Linked DNA regions of Mus musculus: region 1 is linked to region 2. Evidence: chromatin loops called from intact Hi-C (ENCODE). Cell type or tissue: left cerebral cortex. All regions are shown on one strand. Links, peaks and the distances in the headings refer to the core of each region. The heading gives the core; the rest is flanking DNA.

Region 1 (8,341 bases), core at 73-8,072, 310 kb after region 2:
TTCTGTAATGGCCTCTGTCAATTGCAAAAAGAAGTTTCTTTGCTGAGGGGTGTGGACTACACTTACCTGTGGGTAAAAGGTCAATTATTTGGAATGTAGTCGGGGGCTACAATGGTTTAGTAAAGTGGCTATTGTAGGTTCTCCTCCAAGATCTGTGGCCTCCCTAACTCTGGGTATTTGGCTAGGTTTCCAATGCTAGGTATGAGTTCCCGCTTGTTGATCGGGTCTTAAGTCCAATTAGGGATGCATGAGGTTTTATCTCCAAAAATAAAAACATAAATAACACCAAGTCAGCACACATTTGTTATAATCGACTTTTGAGTATTTTGTTTCAGTCTTAATAAGTAAATTGAAGCTATACACTATAGAGCTGTGTGCAAACCTGTAGCATCTGATATTTTTGTGCTATCAAAAAGCAATAAAGCATAGCAGCCAAGAAGTTCATAAAAATAGAGATGTCACAGATGTAAAAGAACTACAGAAGATTGATCAAACGAATATAAGACGTGCTCATCCCACCCAGAGAAAACGCATTTCTTTCCATCTTAAGATGGAAATCTTTCAGGGAATGTACCCAGCTCCGTGTTACAATAGAGAACAGCATCTTAAATGAGATGTTATATGTCAAAACACAACAGAAAAATATTAATATGTATAAGCAGCACTAAAGAATATGGATCAAAAGATCCTACAGAATTGAAGACGTTGTAAAATATTTGGCCCTATAGATATATGTAAAACTTGGAAAAATCAGAGCAACCTGTAAATAAAACTATACATAATGGATGTAATTGAGGGACAGATACATGAGATTTATTGCACTATTCTAATTTATATATGATTTACTTTCTCCATGAGGCAGTGTTTTTAAATGCCATGGATAAAATTAAAGGACAAATGAAAATTATTGCCACATATGGTTAATAAGGAAGCTAATTCATGTCATCTAAGAAATTTCTTACATTTCATCTTTAAAAATGTATCTGTTGATGTTCTTAAAACTAGGTGAGTTGGCATTTAGCTCAGTTTATAGAGCGTCTGCTCAGCATGCAGGAAGCCCTGGGTGCAACTACCATAGCACAGCAAGCAGAGCCCAGTGGAACGTGCCTGTCATCCCAGCACTCCTCATCCCAGCACTCATCCCAGCACTCATCCCAGCACTCCTCATCCCAGCACTCCTCATCCCAGCACTCCTCATCCCAGCACTCATCCCAGCACTCATCCCAGCACTCATCCCAGCACTCCTCATCCCAGCACTCATCCCAGCACTCCTCATCCCAGCACTCCGGAGGCGGAAGCATGAGGATCAACAGTTCAAAGTCATTTTCAGCTACACAGCAAACGCAGGCTAAACAGCAACCTTGAATACAGCGTCCTGAATCTCAAGGGGTTGGCAGGTCAAAGGTTATGAACCAGCAGTTTCAGCACAACAAATACATGGAGATTCTCCTATCAGCTAACAGAGGCCCTGATTAACATGAGAACTGATGTCTCAGCATCAAACAAAAGTGCGAGATGACATCTTTTCTCTCTGAGTCTAATACAAGGTTAAATACGGTTCTCCTTGTCATCATTCTGTGGGCTTTAACCAGCTCAGTAAGAAAAATAAACACAGGCAAAACATATTAGGAAGAAAATATTTTATTTCCATTGTCTGAAAATGAGAGGATTATATGCACAACAATAACCCAAAATAATCTACAGACTTTAGAATTAACAAGAAAATGTAATAATATTACTAAAGATAAATGCTCAGAAGTAATTGAATTTATTAATGCCAGCAATAACTTAAAAACAAATTTTTAAAAAGACTATTAGCAATAGCATCCCAAATATTAAATATCCAGGAGTAAATCTAAAATATATATATGTGAGAATTTTAACAGGAAAGTACACAACACAATTGAAAAAAAATCAAAATCAAGGATAGTCTCTATATACTGATAGATATTCTGTGCTCACAGACTGGAAGTTTCAATTCTTTATAGATCCTGTGATGGTCATTGTTAATTGTCAACTTGACACAATCCAGAATCACTTGGAAAGGGAGTCTCACTGAGAGAATGTCTATATTAGGTTGGCCTATGAGTATGTCTGGTGGGGGATTATCTTGATTATGTTAATTAAGGTTGGAGAGCCCACAGTGAGCGGCACTATTCCCTAGGCAAGGGATTCTGAGCAGAGATACTGAGCTAGGCACACATGCATTAAGTCATTGCTCAGATTCTGATTTGTGGATGTAATGTGACATCTGTTTCAAATTCCTGCCACCTTGACTTCCCTGAAGTGATGGCTGTGACTAATAAGCCAAAGAAATCCTTTCTCTCTTGAGTTGATTTTGTCAGGCTTTTTTATCACAGCAGTGGGAAAAGAAACTAAGACAAACCTCACTTTCCTCCAATATGATACTCATTATGAAAGCCTCAATAGAGGGTGTTGCTTTTTAAAAAGTACATCTCATTAGACTGGTGTGTGTGTGTGTGTGTATGTGTGTGTGTGTGTGTGTGTGTGTGTGTATGTGTATAACTTGACACACTGACTCTAAAACATATTTTTTGAAAACAAGGGATTAAAAAGAATAGCTTAGGGGCTAGAGAGATGGCTCAGTGGTTAAGAGCACTGATTGCTCTTCCAGAGGTCCTGAGTTCAATTCTCAGCAACCACATGGTGGCTCACAACCATCTGTAATGGATCTAGTGCCTTCTCATATGGCTGAAGACAGCTCCAGTGTACTTATATAAATAAAATAAATAGATTTTAAAAAAAGAATAGCCTAGAGAATCATGGAGATAAATGACTTACAGTAAAGGAGACAGCACAGACTTTGCGCAAGAAGAGAAAGACAGACCAGAACATTACAATAACCTAAAATGTACAACCGTAACTACTGTAGAAATGAGTTTATGCCAAATGTGTGATAGAAAAGCAACAGGCAAAGGACATTTTCAATCAACGGCGTTGGAGCAAATAGCTATCCATATCTACTCAAGGATAAGCCTTAGCTGTTGCTGTGAGCAAGATCCCAGGTGGAGTAGAGACTTGGATATAAAATATAAAAACATATATGAATCCATATGCATTCTATAAGGAATTCCCACCCCAGGCTCCCTGAGTCGTAAGGACTCTGATTGTTTTCCACACAGCTGATCCAGTTATCTCTTTAAACCAGAGGTTGGCTTATTTTAGATTATGTTTGATGTTTTCTCAGTGCTCTTGAAAGAAAGACCAAATCCCTTGCCCTGGCCCCTGAGTCACTCCACAAACTGGCTGCTACCTCGTTATTCAGCCTCATCTGTACTGGTTCCTGGTCCCGTTGCCTTTTAGATATCTGGCTTCGTCCAGCGCTCTCCTGCCTTTGCGTGTTCTTTTCTCTGTTCTGCTGCTGCTGTCCGACCTTCACTCTTTATCTCACTCTTCCTTTTCTTCTTCCGGAGGTCCACTAGGAGATCGTTCGTACAAACAGCTCTTTCCTGATCCTCTCCTCCAACCTAAAATAGATAGGTTCCTCCTTGGCTTCCTTGGTAGACTTTAGCATCTTGATGGCAGGAGAGAATTACTACATTTCATAATGGATGGAGGAGAAACTCATGAAGTCCCACCCCTCCCAGGGGGACTATTGGAAGTTAATGGTTGTTGAGAGAAGGGAAGTAATTTCCTTCAGAGGTATAGACAAAACTGAAGAAACTTAAAGATATCTCACACACTCACACGATATACTTCACACACACGCACGCACGCGCACACACACACACACACACACACACACACACACACACGCACGCACGCACGCACGCACGCACACATGCACGCACGGGATTTGAGAGAAGGAGGAGGGTTTTTGGGAAGGGTTTCCATGGGAGAAGGAGTGGACATGAGGGAGTACTGAGGAGTGAAAAACAGCCTACCTTCATCATCTCCGTGTATGAAACTGTCCAAAAATGTTTTACAATTCAGTCTGGTCATGAGAAACAGAAAGCACAAATCAGTGTTTCAAACAAGATAGATGTGTTTTGTTCCTTACAAAGAAGCCTCAAGGTCAAAAGACAAAAAGTTGGAGGACGTCCAGTCACCAAATCTTGTTACCATAATCCTCCTTCCTCACCTGGTGGTGAGCAAGCTATGACCCCCCGACTTCGCAGGTTTTCTTTCAGGACTCAGGCTGAGGCATCTGCTCCCCTACCCCCCAACTTTTTCAGGATGTTGAGCCTTGTAACAGAAAGAGAGTGAGAACTGGGACTATGAGCAGGAACTTTCAGGGCTTCTGATTGGCTGCAATATACATCCCTTCTGCCCACATCTGCTTAGCTAGAACACGTTATATGACTCAGCTAATTGGAGTGGGAAGGACTGTCTCCAGAGAGGCAGCTCATCACACAGCAATGGCTAGGAATGACTGAATCCTCCTAGAGAGAAGAGGAATGAGCTGATGGCTTTCCCTGGCGACATAAGTCTACTGAGATGTGGGGACTCAAGATCTTAGCTTTGCTTACTACACACTTTCTACCACGGTCTACAAGATGCCAGTGCAGTGCCAAGTCCACGTGTGGCATTCTAGATAGCACACAAGCCCCTATAGTTCAGGAAGCTAAGCAGAGTACACTTATCGTACTCTAGCATTTTACGAACATTTCATGATAAATGGTGTTTATGTTCTAGGTGCTCATGATAACTTCAGAATCAGACATAAACCCTTTACTCACAGAAATCACTTTCTGGGATTTTTTTTGACTATTTAAACAATTTTTATTAGATATTTTCTTCATTTACAATTCAAATGCCATCCCAAAAGTCCCCTATACCCTCCCCCCGCCCTGCTCCCCAACCCACCCACTCCAGCTTCCTGACTCTGGCATTCCCCTGTATTGGGCCATATAATCTTTGCAAGACCAAGGGCCTCTCCTCCCAATGATGGCCAATTAGGCCATCTTCTGCTACACATGCAGCTAGAGGCATGAGCTCTGGGGGTACTGGTTAGTTCATATTGCTGTTCCTCCTATAGGGTTACAGGCCCCTACAGCTCCTTGGGTACTTTCTCTAGCTCCTCCATTGGGGGCCCTGTGTTCCATCCAACAGATGAGCATCCTCTTCTGTATTTACCAGGCACTGGCATAACCTCACAAGAGACAGCTATATCAGGGTCCTATCAGCAAAATCTTGCTGGCATATGCAATAGTGTCTGGGTTTGGTGGTTGTTTATGGGATGGATCCCCAGGTGGGGCAGTCTCTGGATGGTCATTCCTTCCATCTCAGTTCCAAACTTTGTCTCTGTAACTCCATCCATGGGTATTTTGTTCCACATTCCAAGGAGGAACGAAGTATCCACACTTTGGTCTTCCTTCTTCTTGAGTTTCATGTGGTTTGCAAATTGTATCTTGCGTATTCTAAGTTTCTAGGCTAATATCCACTAATCAGTGAGTGCATATCATGTGTGTTCTTTTGTGATTGGGTTATCTCACTCAGGGTGATATCCTCCAGATCCATCAGTTTACCTAAGAATTCCATAAATTCTTAAAAGAATTCCATAAATTCATTGTTTTTCATAACTGAGTAGTGCTCCATTGTGTAAATGTACCACATTTTCTGTATCCATTCTTCTGTTAAGGGACATCTGTGTTCCTTCCAGCTTCTGGCTATTATAAATAAGGCTGCTATGAACATAGTGGAGCATGTGTCCTTATTACCAGTTGGAACATCTTCTGGATATATGCCCATGAATAGTATTGCTGGATCTTCCGGTAGTACTATGTCCAATTTTATGAGAAACCACCAGACTGGTTTCTAGAGTGATTGTACCAGCTTGCAATCCCACCAGCAATGGATGAGTGTTCTTCTTTCTCCACATCCTCACCAGCATCTGCTGTCACCTGAATTTTTTATCTTAGCCATTCTGACTAGTGTGAGGTGAAATATCAGTGTTATTTTGATTTGCATTTCTCTGGGATACTTTTTATTATCTATTACTTATTATCATTTTAAAAACTATCCTAAAATGTACTGGTTTAAGACAAGTTTGGAGGGCTACCTATAAGTTTAAAAGTTAAATGAGTGATTCTGCAGATCTGAACCATGCCTCTCTGATCTGGCTGGGCTCCCTCTCAGCTAAGCAGCAGCAGCAGCAGCAGCAAAGAGTTCTACTCACCTGAGGCAGTCACATGACACCTTAGTACCAATCCACATTCTCTCTCCATCCTCCATCACTCTGGCTTGGGGACAATCATGAAAGCAGAAGATGGACCCTGGAAAGAGATAGGAAAATGAACCGTATCTTATGAGGCTAAGACTCAACCATCATTTTCCCCAAATTCTATTGGCAAAGCTGGTCAGGGGTCAGGGCATGTGAGAGGTGGAGGAAGGGACGGCATTCCTTTATTGGGGAATTACTAAAGTCACAGACACTCCAAAGACAGAGGAGATAAGGGGCAGCTTTACAATCTGCCACAAATGTAAAGGCCCCTGTCCTAGTCAACTTTGTCATCTTGACAAAGTGTAAAATCACCCCAACAGAGTCTCAACTGAGTAACTATCTTTTCCAAATAGGTCTATAGACATATTCGTGAAGGGTTGTCTCGTTTAGTAGTTTATATAAGAAGATCCCCACTACAGGGAGCACCATTCCCTGGGCAGGTGTCCTCAGATATAGATGGGAGCTAGCTAAGCAAGCAGCATTTCTCCATGGTTTCTGCAGCAGGTTCCCGCCCTTGGGTTTTGTCCTTGACATAACTCAATGAGGGTCTGTGACCTGGATGTATAAATTAAACTAACCCTTTCCTCCTCAAGGTGCTATGCGTCAGAATGTTTCATCATAGCAACAGAAAAGAAACTATATCATTACTCCTTTAGTGTGTGTATGTGTGTGGGTATTAGGTAGAGATAGAGATAGAGATAGAGATAGAGATAGAGATAGAGATAGAGATAGAGATAGAGATAGAGATAGAGACAGAGACAGAGACAGAGACAGAGACAGAGACAGAGATAGAGATAGGTAGATGAATAAAATTGGAAGGTAATAATTTACAAGACATTAAATTTGAAATATTTGTCTACCCCACAAGCAACAGGCTCACCAGTTTTGCTTTGTTTTTAATTTGTCCTGTCCTATTCACAAAAGTGACCAGAATTCTCAGGGGACTTATAAAACAATAACAAAAAATTAAGAATCATAGCTGTGCGGAGTGTGACCTCCTCCACAGACACAAAATACACTGAAGTGGAACTAATGGTTTCTTTTGAAAGTCACTTAGATATTTCAACCAAGACTATAATGCTCCACCAGGGAACAGTTTTTAAGTTCATATATTTTATGCATGCTTATTAAACATATTTTATTCATGTACACATATATAAGTAACCATATTCCATGCAAAGGTACAAATATATAATTGATATAAAAGTCAAAGGAATAAGCAACAAAGTCAACCTTTTGTGCTCACCTTAGCCAAAGTATCCATTGAGAAGATTCTGAAGCAGAGGAATGTCGAAGTTGACGCTATGTCTTGATGTTATAACAATGTTACCATTTCTAATGATATCCATAAGAGAATAACCATTCCAGTTTCAAAGCCAGAATAACCATTTTGAAGAAAATTATGCCTGAAGTAAGTTGATGGGAGCCAGCATGTTACCCATAGATCCACCTGAGAAAAGACACTTCACCCCCTTCAACCTGAATCAAGCCATCATTTTCCTTTTCATTGCTGGAGACTGAGCCCAGGGCCTTTCACATTCCCCGCCGCCCTATGCTACCACTGACCTACAGTCTTAACCCTCAGCATCATGTTTACCTATTTACTGTAAAAGAAAAGCCTGTGTGGAATAGGGATATGGTGGGAAAGCTGAAGTCTGTGGAAGTGGTGGCCAGCTTCTGCATATAGGCAGTGTTTGGGGGGAGAATGTTTTAGAAGAATACCGACCAGGATGGGGAGAAAGGGCAGAGCATTTGTTTCTGGTATGGACTTCTTCACAATGCCCAAAGCACTCGAAATTAGATGGCAATTTAAAAATTTTAGGAATTATGTTGCAGTCATCTCCATTAGCCAGGCTGGAAACTTACAAAGTCTTCCTACTAGCCTCATGTGCTTTTAAACGGGAACTCAAGTTCAAGTTGCCCTCACACTCACCATATAGTTGAGAATGACCTTGAACTTGATTCTTCCTACACCTATGGAGTGCTGGGATTACAGGAAAGTACTACTACATCTTAGTTGTTGCCATGACGAGAATAAAAATAAAAAAAAACAAAACTCTGACAAACATGACTTAAGAAAGGAAAGGTCTGTTTATGTGCACAGTTTGAAAGCACAGTCAGTCCATCCCGTGGCAGAGCCAAAGGGGCAGGGACTTG
Region 2 (8,341 bases), core at 168-8,167:
TTCCTCCCCGTCTCCCTCCTTTCCATCCTACTTCATTTTCCCACAGTAATTATTACCTGAACTGTGTTCACTCATCCACTGAGGCGAATCCATATTTCCACACTGGAGCGCAAGTTCCTTGTGGGTAGACTCTACTTTCTTGCTACCCTGTCATCAGCACCATGAATGGCATCTGAAACATAAGATACATTCAATAAAAAGGAGTTCAGTACATGAACACATGGGTGGACTGTGGAGCTCAGCTTCCATTGAATTTCTACTTCTTATCACCAAGAGCATGCAGAGATGCCGTTCAGGTTACAAGGGATGAATGGATGTTGGGGACTGGGGACGGGGCAAGCCCACAAAACAGAAAACATAAGGATTGCTATCAGATACCAAAGTCTTCATGAGAGGGGAGCATGGGATTTATTCTTTGTGGTTCCAAAAGGAAAAGTTCAATTAGAACTTGATGTAAGGAAATGTCTCCTTAGAAGCTATTCAAGATGTCTTGTGCTGACAGTCAGTCGGCAGTGGGTTTCCTGTCACTTGTGCAACAGGTTAATCTAACCAACCAATGGAAACCACACAGAGCAGGGCGACATGATGACAGGTCAGCTGCTAGAAGATTCTCGTTTGGAGGAATGTGTAGCACCAGGCTTCTCTACTGGGACTGCAGACTACATATGCATCTTAAGACCTGAGCAGATGGAACTGTCTCTTCTTCCTAGGTTTTGTAAAAATTTTATCTTGTCCTCTCCTAGCTTTGGCATTCTGAGCCCCGTGTCTCCAGGAAAGGCAGGCTACTTGGGAGTTTTGGGTTGTCAGCACAGGAAGAATGTCAGGGCAGATAAATTAAGTATCTTGAAATTATACTTATAAGTGTCCATCTGCGACATGTTCCTGAACTAAAGTCTTAAGTTTAATATGAATTCTAGAATTACAGAAGTTTTTTTTCACCATAAGGGACACATTATCACTGCCCTTGTAAAGTAATAAACTTTACAAGGTAAAGGAATAAACACTCAAAAAGGCTTAATAGGCAGTTCCTGGGTCAGAAGACAAGGAAATTCTAAAGCTGAAAAAATGAACTATTTCCCAGGGCTCCAATGTCAAGCAACAACTTACACACTACCTGACAACATCTCTTCTCCTGTAAGATCTTAGTAGGCTCTTCCAGATGTGGGAGATTAGGACCCCACCCCTGTATACCTCAAGCTGTATACTTATAATCTCAGACTTCACAACTACTTGAGCCAGTAAGGAAGACATTCCATCCTGCACACCTATGCTAAATGCTCATACCTAAATACTGGAAACCTCCCTATAGATTTGTATTTCTCCAACATTCCCTGCTTTACCCTGATTCCTGCAAGTTCCTGACACCAAAGGAGGCTGGACCAAGAGGGATAGGCTGGATAACAGGATGAGCTCCTAGCCAGTGTCACCGGCCAAGTCATTTGAATTGAGAAGAAGAAGTGAAACAAAGAGTCTAACCCCTCTTTCACTTTTCTTTTTCTCCTTTCTCCTGTCTCCTTTCTCCTTTCTTCCTTCTCCTTTCTCTCTATCCCTCTCTCCCTCCCTCTCCCCCTTTCCCCTTTCCCCTCTCCCTTCCCATACCCCTTTCCCTCTCTCTATTACCTGGAAGTGTCTTTCTGCAGATATTGTTCTGGAAAAAAGCAGAATGAGTTTACAGTTCCATTCTAGTCATATTTAAAGGAATACAGACTCTCCCAATTAGAATTGTTGGAAGAACAAGTAGAGAGAGCTACCCTTTATTCACCTTCTTATACCCTGATTCCTCCCCACCCCAATGAATTATCAGAGATGTGATTTTGCAAAATGTTTGACATTCCCTCTTCTGATCTTGGTTATTAATAGATATGCTGCTACAAAAATGCTGTCTCACAGACCATTCAAATCTCTGGAGCTTAAAGCAATGGTCACTAACAGCTGTGGATCCAGGCCTCATGTTCCAGGGGAAAGAAGGCTTGGTTGTAGACTACCGTTTCTGAGGGCTGCCTGTGTTAGACAGGATCCATGCAGCTCCCTCTGCTTCATGCCATGAGGCTCTGCCGTACATCTCATCCTTTTGGAGACACTCTTTCACAGGTCTCCATACAGTGAGAGTATGAGCAAGAGAATGCACACGGGAACACCTGAATCTCTTCCATCCTCTGTCCACATAGGGCCTGTCAACGTTCTACCAACCAGCATGGGTCATATGATCAAAGTCAAGGGTGAGAAAGCAGAACCCATCCATCATGGAGGCAGCATGTATTGCTGGAGCTGCCATCCCAAAATGCCAGATGCTGATGGATTGAAGCCAAAGCCCCATTTCCTTACAGTACTCTATCTGCGGATGTAAGGTCAGACTGCCAGAAGGTTTGGGGACCCCTGAAGCCCCTTTTCTTGGTTTGCAGAAGGCCACATTCATGCTGTGCCCTGCGGTGGCCATTTCTATATACTCACAAGCCACTGGTACTGGGGGATCTTTTGTTTCTTGCTGGGTTGTTGGTGCTTTATTGTTTTGTCATTGTTAGGTATGCTGCTGTTACTGTCCATGGTGCTAAGAATCTAACATAAGGTTTTGTGCAAGTTAGTTACATCCCAAGTTCTTTTTTTTTTTTAAGTAAGAACTCTATCCATGAGACTTCCTTCAATTGCTTTTATAGAGACACTGTCTCCAAAATCAATTACACTTGAGCCGCTCCTTCACCCCATATTTTGAGGAAAATATAATTCAAGGCGTACACAGAGTTATTGAATTGTTCTGAACAATGAAGCTTGGCCTCCCTTAAGTGTTTCTGTAGCTTGAATTCTGACAAAGCAGAACTCCACATTCCAACTCTATTAGTCATCCGCCATGCAACAACCTTAGAGAGATAACCTTTCCCCCACTTATCACACTGGAATTATAATAATAACGAACTCGTACGTTTGGTAAAAGAGGAACGAAAGAATTAATTGTAGAAAAGCATGGACCACAAGATTTTGCTCAAAGTAATTGCTCAAGCAATGTCACTGGTGTCAAGATTCTTTGCAGTAGAGAAAGTTTCCTTTACTCAGGGAGGCCACATGGGCTGTGACACAGGCCACGTGCCTTCCCTGTCAAGACCTGGATTCTCTCCTGCAGCAAATTCTATTTTCCCAAATCCATCTTCCTTCAAGCTGTTTCTGCAATATGGCGACTCTTTTTTAAAAGTCTACTTAACATTTCTCTGCCAATAAATTAGAGACCAGAAAGAAGATAGCACGCACTTGCCTTTCTAGACATTTTACAGATGGCTTGCTGCCTTGAAGCAGTGTCATGGCTGCTGTGGCCTCAGCAGAAAATCTCAACTTTTTCTCTTGCTATGTGGGAAGCCTGTGGACTCAGAGGATCACAGTGCTGGGGCTAACCACAGCTCTTTGGGAGTTTCTCCAAGACTCAGAAGTTCTGAGCATGTCATCTAAGTGAACTTTCAGAATGTAGCAGTTGCTCCTCAAAATCATGTTGGTTGGTTGGTTCACAGGCTATGGACCATGGGAATCCAATGAGTCCATGATCAGCACCTAAATCCTTGCAAAGGAATTGCTGGCTATCGAACTCTGCCAGCATTGCTTCTTTCAAAAATCTATTTTTGCCTGTGGGGTATGTGTGTGTCCATGTTAGTGTGTATGTGTGTGTCCCTGTTCATGTGTGTGTGTGTGTGTGCATGTGTGTGTCTATGTTCATATGTGTTGGCATGTGTGTTTGTTCATGTTCATATGTGTTGGTTCATGTGCCTGCGTGTGTCCAAATTCACATGTATTCCTATCCATGTGTTGATATGTGTGTTTGTTTGTGTGTGTGTTTGTGTGTGTGTGTGCTATGTGTGTGCGCGTGCACGAGTGCTCTCGGGCTTGCGAGCATATCTGGAAGCCAGAAGTCAACCTCTGGTGCCATTCATCAGAAGCTGCTCCCTTTATTTTCTAAGATAAAAGTCCTTCCCTGGTACCTGGGGCTCACTGATTAGGCTAGGCTAGATGGCTAGCAAGACTCAGGGATGCAAATATATCCACCTCCCTAGTGTTGACATATAAAAGCATGGACCATTGTGCCCAGGCTTGACAGGAATTAAATTCAGATCCTCATGTTTGCACAGCAAGCACATTAAAAACCGAGTGACCTCTCCAGCCCCCAAATTACTTTTTACTGTTGTGTTCAGTGATCTTTAGGTTCTTAAGAGTCCATCCCACCAGCAAGCTCATAGTAAGGGTGGGGCCAGGAACACAAGGAGGAGCAGAGACCTACTTTTCTTCTCTGCTATGCACTCAGCACCTTGGTTAATGCACACAGTCTCCCTGAACAGTGGAAAATGTCTTACAGGTTTTTTTCTTCCTATAAACAAAATGTCTAAATTGATAGTTTTGATTAAAGCATCAAAATACAAGAGGTATGTGTGCTGCAACTAGAAACTAGAGAGAACGCTAGATGTGAAAGAAAATATTTGAAAACAACTTCCACATTGGTTAACTCCTGCAGGAAATCAAGTGGCTCAAGACAGTGTCTGGATGTGAAAAGAAAGCCCTCCTCATGAGAAACATGTCCACAGAGCAATGGTAGGCCGAGTGTAGTCTCTAGGCAGGCAGCATCAGCAACTTAGGGACTTGTCGGAAATGAAAATTATCAGGTACCAAACCAGACCCACAAGTGTGGACACTTGGTCTTCAGAAAGGTCATGGAACCCGGAGGTATGGTGTGTGACAGGAAGCACTTCACTTCAGGGGAAGGCTTTAAGAGTTTGCAGCCGCCCCTCTTAGTGACCTACCCTCTGCTTCCTGCATATGAATGAAATGTGATCAGCCAGCTTCCTGCTGTGTCACCCCTGCCTTGAGGAGACTATTGTTTTGGAACTGTAAGTTAATAGACTTGCTTCCTTACATTGCTTTTGGTCAATGGTGTTTTACCATCACAACAGAAAAGTAAAGAGCACAGCTAGGCTGTTGGCCAGCAAGCCTAGAGGATCCACCTGTCCCCACTTCCCCAGCTCTGAGATTACAAGAGTGAGACACACATGGAGTTGTATGTGAGCACTTCAGGTCAAACCCAGGTTCTCCTCCTTTCCCTGAAAGCATTTTCACTGGCTGAGCTACCATCTCAGCTCCCAAACCTCCTGGGTTTTATTTTAATAATCCTTCCAGTGTTTATGATGCAGCTAGATTTTGAGAACCACTGCTCTTGAGAGTGACATGCTCCCAGCACATCATGCCCTTACCAGGGAGCTACCTGAGCTATGAAGAATTACAATCTGGCACCATCCAGGAAACTGAGGAAAAATTAACATAGCCTCCCTCATGGCCTGAACACATCTATTCTGGCCATATGGGGACTACTATCCACAAACTAGAGGATGTAGGAAGAACAGAAATAAGACCAGGTATCTCTTTCAGGTGCTGTTCTATTTCTGTAAAAAGACACCATGACCAAGGCAGCTCTTAGAAAAGGAAACATTTAACTGGGGCCTTGCTTACAGTTTCAAAGGTTTACTCCATTATCATAATGCCAGAAAGCATATTGGCATGTAAGCAAGTGCTAGAGAGGTAGCACACACACACAGGGAGAGAGAGGGGAAGGAGGGGAAGGGGGGAGGGGGGGAGGGGTAGCGGGGAGGGGGAGGGGAAGGGGGAGGGGAAGAGACAGACTAGGCCTGGCTGAGCTTCTGAAACTTGAAAGTCCACCCTCCAGTGACACAGTTTCTCCAATAAGGCCACACCTCCTAATCTTTCTAATCCTTCCAAACAATTCTACTTTCTGATGACTAAGCATTGGACTATATGAGTTCAATGCCTGGGGTAGGGGTTGGGAGGTTACTCTTAGTTAGTATCTATGAGAAGACACTCAATTTGGCTAAAGATATTTTGGCTGGGAAGAGTCAAGACTTCTACTTCTCCTGTTCTATATGTGCGTATTACCTCTGTGTGTGTGTGTGTGTGTGTGTGTGTGTGTGTGTGTGTGTGTGTGTGTGTGTGTGTTTGTGCCCTGTGTATATATCCTATATAACTTGCCTATCCCCAGAAGGATGAGATAGGGACTCCTAGGGAAAACTCTCGATGTTCTAAAGACCAGAGAAAACTCTGTAGCCTGACCGGTTTTCCCAATCTCTCAACACGCATCCTTGGGTTTAAGGATTAGGAACACGTTCCTTTAGGCCAGCGTTTCTCAACCTCTGGGTTGTGGCTCCTTTGGGACCAAATGACTCTTTCACAGGGGTGGTCTAAGATCATCTGCATATCAGATATTTATATTATAATTCATAACAGTACCAAAATTAGTGATGTGAAATAGGAATGAAAATAATTTTATGTTTGGGGGTTGCCGCATTGTGAGGGACTGTATTAAGGGGTCACAGCATTAGGAAAGTTGAGGACCATTACTCTATGCTAGTCGGTGTAATATGATGGCCACTGGACTCAAAAGCTGGCCACTGAAGTTAGAGAGGTTGGGATATAGCTCAGTGGTGGAACACTTGACTAGTGTGCATGGAGCCCTAGAATCTTCATCATTGCAAATACCTGCAGACATAATAATTATTATTATGATCTACAAATTTATCTGGTACCAATATTAAGTTCAAGATACCAGTGAATGGATAAACATCCCGAGAAACTGTCAGCACAAAAGTAGTGTGGCTTTCATAGACACAAGGAATGCGATACACAGATAAAACAAATAAGAATGCATGTGCTCTCCTGCGTTCCCTTACTAACAATTCATAACAAATTACTGTGGCTTAAAAATAAAAACACGCATGTATCCGCTCACAGTGGTGTGGGTCAGAAGTGGACCTGGGTTCTCTCCCAGAAGTCTGAAACAGAGACAAAGTGTCAGCCAGGCTGTATAGCTATCCTAGGTGGCTTACTATTGCTGTGATGAAACACCCTTATCAGAATCAAGTTGGAGAGGAAAGACTGTTTTCCATACACTTCCACAACACTGTTTATCACTGAAGGAAGTCAGGACAGGAACTCAAACTGGGCAGGAACCTGGAGGCAGGAGCTGATGCAGAGGCCACAGAGGGGTGCTGCTTACTGGCTTGCCCCAGGTGGCTTGCTCAGCCTGCTTCCTTATAAAGCACAGAACTACCAGCCCAAAGGTGGCCCCATCCACAATTAGCTGAGCCCCCCTTCAGTCACTAAGAGAATGCCCCAAGGGCTTGTCTACAGATCATCTTAGGAAGGCATTTTCTCAATTGAGACTCCCTCCTCTCTGAAGTCTCTAGCTTGTACCCAGTCAACTTAAAACTTACATAAAACTAGCCGGGATAGCTGACCCCTTGTCAACTTGACATACAAACACATCATTATTAAGCCATAGCCTTTCCTTACTTATTCATTCACAAGATAATACATTAATAATGACATGACAATATAAAACATTTTACAAACTTAAAAAGTCCTACAGCCTTACAAATCCAAACACTCTAAAAGTTGTCTTTTTAAAAATACCCAGTCTCTTTTAAAATCTAAATTCTCTGTAAAACTTGAGAATATCTTTTTTTAAGTTTGAAGTCTCTCAACTGTGGGCTTCTGTAAAATCAAAAATAACTTACATACTTTCTTACGACAAGAAGGAAGAAGCAGGGCACAGTCACAATCTGAACTGAGGCAAACCAAGCTCCAGTAGTGTAAATAACTCAGTGTCCGTTGTCTGCAGTTCACTCACGATCTTCTGAGCTCCTCTAAAAGGGTTGCTTCTGCAGCTCCCATCTCTACGCCATCCACTACTTATCTTCTAAACTCAATCTGGGTCTACTTCCCTGCTGCTGCTGTTCTTGGTGGTCATCCCATAATGGTGGTATCTCCAAATACTGAGATCTGGGCTCCAACTGGGCTGTGCTTGCCCACTAGTCTCTCTTGGGCCCTCTTCATGATTAACCCTTTTAATCCTGGGCCTTCAACTGCTACTGGGATTGCATGTTCACTAATAGCTTCTCCCAGCCTCTCCCAGTGCCAAGCCTCAGCTACTCTCCATGACCCCTTCATTCCTTCAAAATCAGTACCACCTGGGTGACTCTCACACTACCAAGTTTGGCTGCCAGTGCGAGATACAACCTTGGCCACCTCCAGAACACAGCTTCTCTATATTGATTCTGAGAGAACCCTTCCCAGAAGAATTCACCTTAGTGATGCTAATCTCTTCTGAATCACCACTAATTTCTTAGGTCCAGCTAAACAGTATCAATTGTCCCAGTAATGCAAAGGTTTCACTTCAGTGGTACTGGTCTCTTGTTAATCATGGCTGACTCTTCAGTCCCAGCTGACTGGAATGACAGAATCTTGTTGTTGTTGTTTGGTGGTGGTGGTGGTTTTTCAAGACAGGGTTTCTCTGTGTAGCCCT

What was found. Hi-C counts contacts between places; a loop is a spot of excess contacts. Peaks named below come from ENCODE experiments on the same cell type or tissue, not always from the same donor. Only the 100,000 strongest peaks of a DNase experiment are listed, where the experiment ranks them.
Region 1: it touches region 2 in a loop (2.6-fold over the local background); 2 of 42 quality-filtered maps call a loop at or near these places.

The regions. Positions count from the first base shown.
Region 1 is chr9:113,495,118-113,503,458 of GRCm38, forward strand. It overlaps AU023762 (expressed sequence AU023762), which reads right to left. Exons shown (of 5, transcript NR_040760.1): 3 at 6,140-6,236; 4 at 3,906-3,955; 5 at 1,629-3,488. Among named protein-coding and RNA genes, the nearest start is that of Gm36540, 31 kb to the left of the region's middle. In left cerebral cortex, for the core only: no CTCF peak of the experiment used is centred there; a DNase peak (open chromatin) is centred at 4,326; H3K27ac peaks cover 629 bases.
Region 2 is chr9:113,188,169-113,196,509 of GRCm38, forward strand. Gm4657 (a long non-coding RNA gene) reads right to left here. Exons shown (of 3, transcript XR_871299.1): 2 at 57-172. Among named protein-coding and RNA genes, the nearest start is that of Gm4657, 7.3 kb to the right of the region's middle. In left cerebral cortex, for the core only: no CTCF peak of the experiment used is centred there; DNase peaks (open chromatin) are centred at 3,226 and 7,614; H3K27ac peaks cover 2,883 bases.